Regions from separate parts of the Homo sapiens genome. Here region 2 is linked to region 1. A link is an interaction called in ENCODE POLR2A ChIA-PET data of the cell type or tissue named here. Cell type or tissue: OCI-LY7. All regions are shown on one strand. Links, peaks and the distances in the headings refer to the core of each region. The heading gives the core; the rest is flanking DNA.

Evidence for each region. Peaks named below come from ENCODE experiments on the same cell type or tissue, not always from the same donor. Only the 100,000 strongest peaks of a DNase experiment are listed, where the experiment ranks them.
Region 2: POLR2A ChIA-PET joins it to region 1 with 5 read pairs; 2 of 35 experiments call an interaction of 5 or more read pairs at or near these places.

Annotation. Positions count from the first base shown.
Region 1 is chr20:5,676,653-5,682,032 of GRCh38, reverse strand. No RefSeq gene overlaps it. Among named protein-coding and RNA genes, the nearest start is that of GPCPD1, 68 kb to the right of the region's middle. In OCI-LY7, for the core only: no CTCF peak of the experiment used is centred there; a DNase peak (open chromatin) is centred at 2,492; H3K27ac peaks cover 1,310 bases.
Region 2 is chr20:5,973,950-5,979,329 of GRCh38, reverse strand. It overlaps MCM8 (minichromosome maintenance 8 homologous recombination repair factor), which reads right to left. Exons shown (of 19, transcript NM_032485.6): 13 at 1,313-1,454. Among named protein-coding and RNA genes, the nearest start is that of MCM8, 26 kb to the right of the region's middle. In OCI-LY7, for the core only: no CTCF peak of the experiment used is centred there; no DNase peak of the experiment used is centred there.

The DNA of each region.
Region 1 (5,380 bases), core at 223-5,222:
TCTTCTACTATATTGTGGCATCTTACTGGGATTTCTATGCATCTTTCTATCTCAGCACCTAACCCATCTCTAGCTCACAATGTACACTCAATATATGCTTGTTGAATAAAAATCTGGGAGAAAGAATGAGTAAATGAATAGAATTAGCCATATGGATTTGGATTTCTGAATTGTCCTTGAACAATTCAGGCACGGTGGCTCACGCCTGTAATCTTAGCACTTTGGGAGGCCAAGACAGGTGGATCTCCTTGAGCTCATGAATTCAAGACCAGTCTGGACAACATGGCAAAACCCTGTCTCTACCAAAAATACAAAAAATTAGCCAGGCGTTGTGGTGTGCACCGGTGGTCCCAGCTACTCAAGAGACTGAGGTGGAAGGATCCCTTGAGCCTGGGAGTGAGCTGTGATCACACCACTGCACTCCAGCCTGAGTGACAGAGTGAGACCCTGTCTCAAAAAAAAAAAAGAAAAATAAATAAATAAATAGTTCTGGTAGGTTCAAAAGAACTTGTTATGCAGGAAGGAGGGGGGAAAGTTTATGAAACTGCTTTCAAAATTTTAAATACTGTATAAATTATTACATGATTTTGTCTATACATATATTGAAATTGTACATAAAATAACAATCATATCTAGTATATCTATTATTATAATAGTGCCTTTAACATCAGCTCCCAAAAAACAACCAGCCAACATACAACTTACCTTCAAAATGAAACATTTTTTCAGTTATTGATCAATGAAAAAAATATATTTTTTAAAATACTTGATAGAAGCCGGGTGTGGTGGCTCACGCCTGTAATCTCAGTACTTTGGGAGGCTGAGGTGGGCAGATCGCTTGAGGTCAAGAGTTTGAGACCAGCCTGGCCAACATGGTGAAACCCTGTCTCTACTAAAAATACAAAAATTAGCCGGGCGTGGTCTCACACACTTTTAATCCCAGCTACTGGGAATGCTGAGGCATGAGAATCTCTTGAACCTGGGAGGTAGAAGTTGGAGTGAACTGAGATCGAGATCCTGCACTCCAGCCTGGATGACAGAGGGACAATCTGTCTCAAATTTAAAAAAAAAAAAAAAAAGAAGGCTGGGCACGGTGGCTCATGCCTGTAATCCCAGCACTTTGGGAGGCCGAAGCAGATGGATCACCTAAGGTCAGGAGTTTGAGACAAGCCTGGCCAGCATGGTGGAAACCCCATCTCTACCAAAAATACAAAAATTAGCTGTGTTTGGTGGCGGCTGCCTGTAATCCCAGCTACTTGGGAGGCTAAGGCAGGAGAATCACTTGAACCTGGGAGGTGGAGGTTGCAGTGAGCCATGATCATGCCACTTCACTCCATTCAGCCTGGGTGACAGAGTGAGACTCCGTCTCAAAAAAAAAAAAAAAAAAAAAAAAAAAACTTGTTAGGTAGGAAATGTGTATTTGAGTCCATGGGGAAAAGAATTTGATTGATCTGGATAGTTGCTTTGCTCCCAGGAAAATGTTTTCACTCATCCATGTGTCCCTTCCCAGGAACCAGGGCAAAGCACTAATGGCACTGTGGAGGGAGTTATCACAGGAGTGGAAGAGGACAAAGTGATCATGCATGTGGATACCTAGGGTTACAAAATCATCTGCTATCTTCCTAGGTAAATGTGTTGCTCATATGGGAGGAATGCACAATGGAATATTTTTTCTAAATAAAAAATTGATTTCCACAGAGCACAGTCACACTGCTGTTTTATAGATGGAAAAGTAAATTTCACAACTTCCTTGAAATAAAAACATGAGACTGGCCTAAAGTTTTCTAAGCAATTTTGCAGTAGTTTGACAACTGTTTGTCCTTCTTTTCCAGGGTGTTAAACTGGCCTCCATTTATGATGACTTTTAAACCGAAAGAAGAGTGTGTATTGTTTATAGTAAAAGGAAATCTCTGATTTTAGAAATTTCCCTTTCACATAGCTCTGTATTTGCTATAGACTGAATGTTCATGTCCCCCCAAAATTTATACATTAAAACCTAATCCCCAATGCAATGGGCTAGGAACTGGGGCCTTTGGGAGGTGATTAGGTCATGAGGGTGGAGCCCTCATGAATGGGATTAGTGTCCTCATAAAAGAGACCCCAGGCCAGGTGTGGTGGCTCAAGCCTGTAATCCTGGCACTTTGGGAGGCTGAGGCAGGTGGATCACCTGAGGTCGGGAGTTCGAGACCAACCTGACCAACATGGAGAAACCCTGTCTCTACTAAAAATACAAAAATTAGCCGGGCATGGTGGCACATGCCTGTAATCCCAGCTACTCAGGAGGCTGAGGCAGGAGAATCGCTTGAACCTGGGAGGTGGAGGTTGCAGTGAGCCAAGATTGCACCATTGCACTCTAGCCTGGGCAACGAGAGAAAAACTCCGTCTCAAAAAAAAAAAAAAAAAAAAAAAAGAGAGAGCGACCCCAGAGAGTTCCCCTGTCCCCTTCTGCTATGCAAGATTATAGCAAGAGGCTTTATGAACCAGGAAGTGGGCCCTCACCAGAGGCTGAATCTGCTATTGCCTTGTTCTTGAAATTCACAGCTACCAGAACTGTGAGAAATAGATTTCTGTTGTTTATAAGCCACCCAGACTATGATATTCTGTTATAACAGCCGCAGTGGACCAAAACAGTATTTAATCATCCATTTAATGGCAAGTTAAAACAAAAGAATTTGGGATTTTAAAAAAGTCACAAATTGTGTTTTAATCAGATCATATTTTTTTGGTTTGTTAGCCTATTTGGAGGTGGTAAAAAAAAAACAAAAGCGAAAAATTTTCAAGAGTTCTATATGAAAACTAAATCTATTTCCCACTGTAAGTCTGAAATTATGTTTCCTCCCCAGAGGCACACTCTCATAAGCATTTTACATGTTTTTAAATTTTAAACAAACACAAACCTGCTAACACCTGCTGTTTCATATCTTGTATTTTTCATGTGGGAAAAAAAAAAGATCTTGGAGCTCATTCCATAAGTGACTTGCATTTCAACAGGATTCTTCAAAAGTGACAAGAAAACATAGGAAACCAACATCATTTTGAATCGCTTTCTCATGGAGCTGATTGGCAAGCATTCCTTCATGAAATCGCTCAGCATGTAATCTGGCATTCATGAGCTGTATGTATGGAAAACTCAAGGAGTCTGAGGTGTGAGCAATCAACTGAAGGCACATTTTGTAATGGCCATTGATTCTGTGAACATTAGCAGCATTAATACCTGCTTTGTGATAATAGAAGGTTTGTCATGATTTCAGTGTCACCATTGGAGATTATGAGGTATAGAAAAGTATAGAGCAGGGAAATGCAAATTAAAATAACCATGAGACACAATTTCAGAGCCATTAGATTGGCAACTTTTTCAATCCTGATAACACTAACTGTGGTGAGGGTGGAGAATCAGAAACGGGCTTTTATACTCAGTCTGTGGGAGTGAAAAATTGGAATAATTACAATAGAGAACAATTTTGCAGTACTTAGTAAAGTTGATATGTACATAATTTCAATTCAACAAATATATTTTTTTTTAAGCAGGTTTTTTTGTTGTTCTTTTTGAGACAGAGTCTTGCTCTGTTGCCTAGGCTGGGGTGCAGTGGTGCGATCTCAGCTCACTGCAACCTCTGCCTCCTGGGTTCAAGTGATTCTCATGTCTCAGCCTCCTGAGTAGCTGGACTTACAGGTGTGTACCACCATGCCCAAATAATTTTTTGTATTTTCAGGAGAGACGGGGTTTCGCTATGTTGGCCAGGCTGGTCTCAAACTCCTGACCTCAAGTGATCTGCCCACCTTGACCTTCGAAAGTGTTGGGATTGCATGCATGAGCCACCACACGCAGCCAAATTTACTTCTGTATAAATACCCAAGCAAGTTTCTTGAGCTTATGGGTCAGGCCGTGTGTACCTAAGCCTGTTCATTGCAACATTTCTCGGGATAGCAAAACAATGGAATACTACAGAGTAGTTAAAATAAATGCAGGAATTAGGCCAGGCACGGTGGCTCACGCCTATAATCCTAGCACTTTGAGAGGCCAAGACAGGTGGATCACTTGAGGTCAGGAGTTAGAGACCATCCTGGCCAACATGGTGAAACCCCATCTCTACTAAACAGAAAAAAATTAGCTGGGTGTGGTGGCGCATGCCTGTAATCCCAGCTACTTGGTAGCTGAGGCGGGAGAATCGCTTGAACCCAGGAGGTGGAGGTTGCAGTGAGCCGAGATCGCGCTACTGCACTCCAGTCTGGGCAATAAGAGTGAGATTCTGTCTCGAGAAAAACAAACAAAAACCATGTAAAAGCGTGATATCGTTTAAGAGAATTTGTAAAACACACAAATAATGCTTTGTGTTGTTTGTGGACACATATTCTCCAGCTGTCACATCCTCTTCCTGGCCTTCTCTACCTACTTCTGGCCCTGGGAAGCTTTACAGACCTTATCAGAGAACTCTTTTCTCTGTCTTTGGTTGGGTTCATCCAATGGGAAGCACCAGTAGGAGTCAGAGGGGAGGAGAAGAGACAGGCAGGGGGAATTAACTCTCTTCCTCTCCTTGCCTACTCCCTCTTTGCCAGGGGTTTGCAGAGGCTGCATTTGTTCACTGAAGACCACAAGTACTGTCGGTAACCCTCTGCTACAGTGGCAAGTCTTTCTGAGTTCTGTAGCAGGGGACCTCCAGTTGCTACCCCCAAGATGCTTCACCATCCCTTTCTGGGGTCCCTTATTGCAGCCTCTACATTTGCAAAGAGAACTTTTATGAAATTGTCTTCCATGACCCCGTTTGCACATGCTTGTCAAGGCCCTGAATGATGCACGTATTTATGTGGGGAGATTTAAAACTATGCTCATTAGTTGGCTGGGTATGGTGGCTCACGTCTATAATCCCAGCACTTTGGGAGGCTGAGATGGGAGGATTGCTTGAGGCCAGGAGTTCAAGACCAGACTGTTCAACATAGCAAGACCTCGTCCCTATTATTTAAATAAAAAGAAAAAGAAAAAAAGAAGAAAATAAAACTATGCTCACTAATGATCTCTCTCAGTTCAGGAAGCTGGTTACCTCTGCAAAAGGAAGTACAAGAAAGGATTGGGACAGGGTGGAAGGAGTTAGCTGTAGTTGCATAGTTTTTTTTTAAATTTAATCTAATTGATTTATTTCTTTGACACCGAGTCTAGCTCTGTTGCCCAGGCTGGAGTGCAGTGGTGAGATCTCGGCTCACCGCAACCTCCACCTCCTGGGTTCCAGCAATTCTTCTGCCTCAGCCTCCCGAGTAGCTGGGATTACAGGCATGTGCCACCACGCCTGGATAATTTTTGTATTTTTAGTAGAGTCAGGGTTTCACCATGTTGGCCAGACTGGTTTCAAACTCTTGATCTCAGGCTATCCACCCGCCTCAGCTT
Region 2 (5,380 bases), core at 180-5,179, 300 kb before region 1:
ACAGACCCAGAAGACAAAAGGTCCAAGAACTAAGCACCTTAGTTAACAACAGGTAAGAGGTTGTGGAGATGAAGAACCAGTAAACGACTGAGAAAGAAGTAAAGAATGAAGTAAAGTGGCCTGGAAACCAATGAGAGTTTCAAGGGTCTCAAGGAGGAGGGAGTGATTAACTGTGTCAAATGTGGCTACCAGGTCCTGGGTTCAGAATATGGAAGTCACTGGCAAACCAGAAGGAATGAACGACCTTAACTGGACTGGAATCTGGACACTGCCTGACACATGCATGGAAACATGTTTTCCCAATAAGGTGAAGGCATCACAAAGAGAAACTTAGGTGACAAAGCCCAATGTAGAGGTTTCTTCTTGCTGGGCCCTATGCCTGGACTTCTTACCACCTGTCACTCAAATCCTGAAAAAAAACCAATGAGTTCAGTTACAATACGGCAAAACTATTCATTCTGAAGTAGGCCAGGTGTGGTGGCTCACGCCTGTAGCCTGTAATCTCAGCACTTTGGGAGGTGTGGTGGGTGGATCACTTGAGGCCAGGAGTTCAAGACCAGCCTGGCCAACATGGTAAAACCCCGTCTCTACTAAAAATACAAAAATTAGCTGGATGTGGTCACGCACACCTGTAATCCCAGCTACTCAGGAGGCACGAGAATGGCTTGAACCTGGAAGGCAGAGGTTGCAGAAAGCTGAGACTGCACCACTGCACTCCAGCCTGGGTGACAGAGCAAGACTCTGTCTCATAAAAAGAAAAAAACATCGAAAGTAACACCTGTAATCTCCTATTGCAAGTCCTCTGTGAGCAAAGGATGACATCCACCTTTTTGTCAGTGCCAAGGTTTCCAAACTATTTAGAGCTAAATCATAGTAACGCATTCAATAAGTATTTACTGTGCCCCTATGTACTAGGCAATGGGAACATGGCAGTCCACAAGACATCCAAATCCCACCATACAGGGAGCTTACTACAAAGCTTCAAAACAGGCTTTTAAAAAAAATGATCACAAATATGATAGGTGGTATGAAATGGGAAGTTCAGGGAGCTACACATATTTATTTGATTTTTACATATACTTGTATCGGCTATAAGATTCTGAAAATGAATGACATTAAGTACAGTTCCAATTCTGTAGTATAAAAATGATGATACTGCATTTCCAATGATTATTTCTGACAGTGTCAACTTACTGGTTAGGACTTTGCTATCTAAATGTTTCTCTTAAACAGAATGTAAAGAAATTAACTGAAAAGGAAAAGGCTTTTCAAAAAGTCCCAGAATCACTAATTATTCCCTTTGGCCTCTCACCTTGATCACCAAGTACCAGGGCACCAGCTTCCAAAGCAAAATCTCCAGAGGAACTATCTTTTGAAAGAGTTACCGTCAGACCAGAGGTGGTCGTGGTGTTACCACAAACATACACGCCACGTGGGGCAACATTGCACGCTGCCTAAGGAAACAAAAAGTTTAAGAGAATCATCCAAAGTAAAAGGGAAGTAATAGCTAACAGCAGTTGCTCACAAACGTTAGGTATATGCTAGGTATTCTTTTAAGAGCTTTAGTGTACAAGGTGCACCATCACCAGCAGAGAAAGGTATTATTATATCCTGATTTACTGATGTCAAAACCAAGGCCAACAAAGAGTGAATGAGGAACTACACAGCTATCAAGGTGGAAAGTCAGGATTCAATCAAACCCAGGCAGTCAGATTCTGAAGTCTGTGGTCATATAAATACTCAACACAATTCCAATTTATGCTTCATTTTCAAGTTCGAAAAGCAAAAACATGAGTACCAATTTTAATTTTGAAGGTTCCAATGCTTCTTTAAACATCAGGTAATAAAGTGACTTAATACATGCTCACCTTCTGAGCAAACATGCTATAACAGGCCAGAAAAGTAAACAGCACAAGAGTTAAAAGCATAGCTCTCTGGAGTCAGACAGACCTGTTTAAATCGTGGCTCCACCATGCACCAGCTGTGTGGCTCTCAGACCTCTCTGAGCCTCAGCTTCCTTATGTTTTATCACAGCATTGCCCTGAACAATAAATGAAATCATGTATGAAAGGCATTTAATTTGGTACCTGGCACATAAGTGCCCAATGTAAAACTGCCGTGTATGGCAGTGCACTGCCCAATTCTAGGGGACAGTATTCACATCTCAAACACCCACTGTTATCCTATGCTGCTGGCTCAATAAATAGTAATTATCATTATTTTTGTTACTTATATAGTCTTTCTGAGAAACCTTATAACACACAGAGTATGATGGTTTACTAGGTGGTAAGAAGAAAACACAAAAATATAAAGTAAATGGTTCATAACAGTTGGTGTTAGCCTAATTTTTAATTTGTTTTGTTATATTTATTATTTTTGAGGCAGGGTCTCACTCTGTCGTCCAGGCTGGAGTGCAGTGGCACAATCCTAGCTCACAGCAACCTTGAACTCCTGGGCTCAAGTGATCATCCCACCTTGTGATATCCTACCTTGTTTTAACCCGAGTGACTCTCTCCTAGCAGAGAGAGAGCCGGACAGACTCCATTTTAGCTTCTTCACTTGTAAACCCTTTCACCTCCCTCCAGGCATAGCTAGTGTAAAACTGACTCAAAGCACGTCCAGGAATGCACCTGTTGATGAGATGCTGAGGCGAGTTGCACCAGCAGCTCCTGGGGGCACGCGCAGTGCATGGCACCCAAAACCCCTACATTTATCTCTTTGTGATAGTTTAAGCCCCGGTACCTGGAACTGTTTATTTTTTTGTAACTGCATTTGTAACCAATTAATTTTTTTAACTTTCTGCCAGTTCTGCTTCTGTAAAAATTGCTTCAGCTAAAATCCCCCCTCCCTATTTAGACCATGGTATAAAAACAAAACTAGCCCCTTCCTCGGGGCTGAGAGAATTTTGGGCGTGAGCTGTCTCTGGGTCGCTGGCTAATAAAGGACTCTTTAATTTGTCTCAAAGTGTGGCGTTTCTCTATAACTCGCATGGTTACAACAACCTCAGCTTCCCTAGTAGCTGGGACTATAGGAGCATGCCACCATGACTGGCTAATTAATTTTCTGTAAGAAACAAGGTCTCACTATGTTGCCCAGGCTGGTCTAAAACTTCTAGGCTCAAGTGATTCTCCCACTTCAGCCTCCTGAGTAGCTGGGACTATAGGCACATGCCACCACACCTAATTTTTTTTAAAATTGTTTTTAGAGATGGGATCTCACTATATTGTCCAGCTTGGTCCTCCTGCCTTGGCCTGCCAAAGTGTTGGGATTACAGGCATGAGCCACTGCACCCAGCCTGTTAGTCTCGTTTTTAAAAACCCTGGCTTAGTGTGGCTTACATGCCATACTCTATTCAGGATGTTTAATTTCCACTAACATTACAGATTCTATTTTTAAATTGAGCCAAAGGCATTATTCCAGGTCTGAAAACAAGAAAAACTGCCAATGTAACTTCTTGGTATTAACACTTTCAATACCACTGGACACATTTTAGAACAACTATCTGCCAAGAAACATTTATTAAAAAAAAAAAAAGGCCAGGCGTGGTGGCTCATGCCTGTAATCCCAGCACTTTGGGAGGCTGAGGCGGGCGGATCACAAGGTCAGGAGATGGAGACCCTCCTCGCTAACATGGTGAAACCCCGTCTCTACTAAAAATACAAAAAATTAGCCGGGCGTGGTGGTGGGCGCCTGTAGTCCCAGCTACTTGGGACGCTGAGGCAGGAGAATGGCGTGAACCCGGGAGGCGGAGCTTGCAGTGAGCCAAGATCATGCCACTGCACTCCAGCCTGGGCGGCAGAGCGAGACTCCGACTCAAAAAAAAAAAAAAAAAGAGCAAAAAAAGGAAGTTTTATATACTGCAAGCAGTATGTATAAATTATGAGATTTGTACAGATAAGACACTCTAGGGGTTAAAACAGGCTCCCACCTATAATTCACTAATTCCAAAGTTACACACACGAACAGGTATACCACACAAAAGACAGAAAAGAAAGCTGTAACAATTCAGATCCCCACTTGCATCTTTTCCTACATATTCTAAACATAATGTTTTCTTTTTTTTTTTTTTTAAAGACAGGGTCTTGCTCTATTGCCCAGGCTGGGGTACAGTTGCATAACGATGGCTCCCTGCATTCTCCAACTTCTAGGCTCAAGCAATCATCCTGCTGCAGCCTCCGGAGTAGCAGGGACTACAGGTGTGCGCCACCATGCCCAGCTAATTGTTTTCTTTTTTGTAGAGATAGGGTCTCACTTTGTTGCACAGGCTGGTCTTGAACTCCAGGCCTCAAGTAATCCTTCCGACTTGGCCTCCCAAAGTGTTAGGATTACAGGCGTAAGCCACTGCACCCAGATTCCTGTTCATGATGAGCTTTGTTTCACCTGTAAGGGGTACCCTGAGCCTCTGTTGTCAGGCTACATTGTAGCGAGGTCTCAGAACAGAATTTATTTTTTAAAAAGTAGCCCCAGATGGCCAAAAGGAACCAAACATAGATGAAATATCTATGGAATTATAATAATATCTAGGAATTAAAATGACTGGTTTAACACTCAACCACAGGCAATAAAGGATGACTCAGATATGAAGGACAGTGGGTTTATAATGTAATGACAAGATCAAAGCAGTTCTCAAGGCTGGCTGCATATTAGAATCATCTGTGGACTGTTGTACACATATAGACACTAGGACCCTAACTTAGAAACTCTTAACTCAATTGGCTTGCAGTGGGCTATGGTATTTTCAAAGAGCTCCAAAAGTAATTAAGATGTGCAGCCAGGATCCCAATCCTTGGAAAAAGATTTAGGAGCCATACTACTACAACTTACTAAAGGGCCAGAGAAGCCCTGGTCAATTTTCCACATCGAGTGAAGAAGGGGGCCACAGGCATTTTTAGAAAGCACAGTGGCCAAGCACAGTGGTTCACACCTTTAATCCCAGCACTTTGGAAGGCTAAGGCAGGTGGATCTGCTTGAGCCCAGGAGTTCGAGACCAGCCTGGGCAACATGGCAAAACCCCATCTCTACAAAAAAAGCATTAGCCAGGCATGGTGGCACATGTCTATAGTCCCAGCTACTTGAGAGGCTGAGTTGGAAGAATTGCCTGAGCCCAAGGTGGAAGCTGCAGTAAGCCAAAGTTGCGCCACTGTACTTCAGTCTGGGCAAAAGAGGAAGACCTTGTCTCAAAAAAATAAAGTAGAAAGCACATTACGGCTGGCTTACCGGTTGTCACTTTAAGGAAACTACAAGCATACCAATAAGCAGCACCTTCTAAAGCCATCATAAAACCCAGGAAAGGAAAACCACTAGGCTCTGACTGGCAGAGGCAGAATTTTCTTGGGGATCTACAAATGACTGATCACAGCAGTTGCCTTGCTTTGGACAG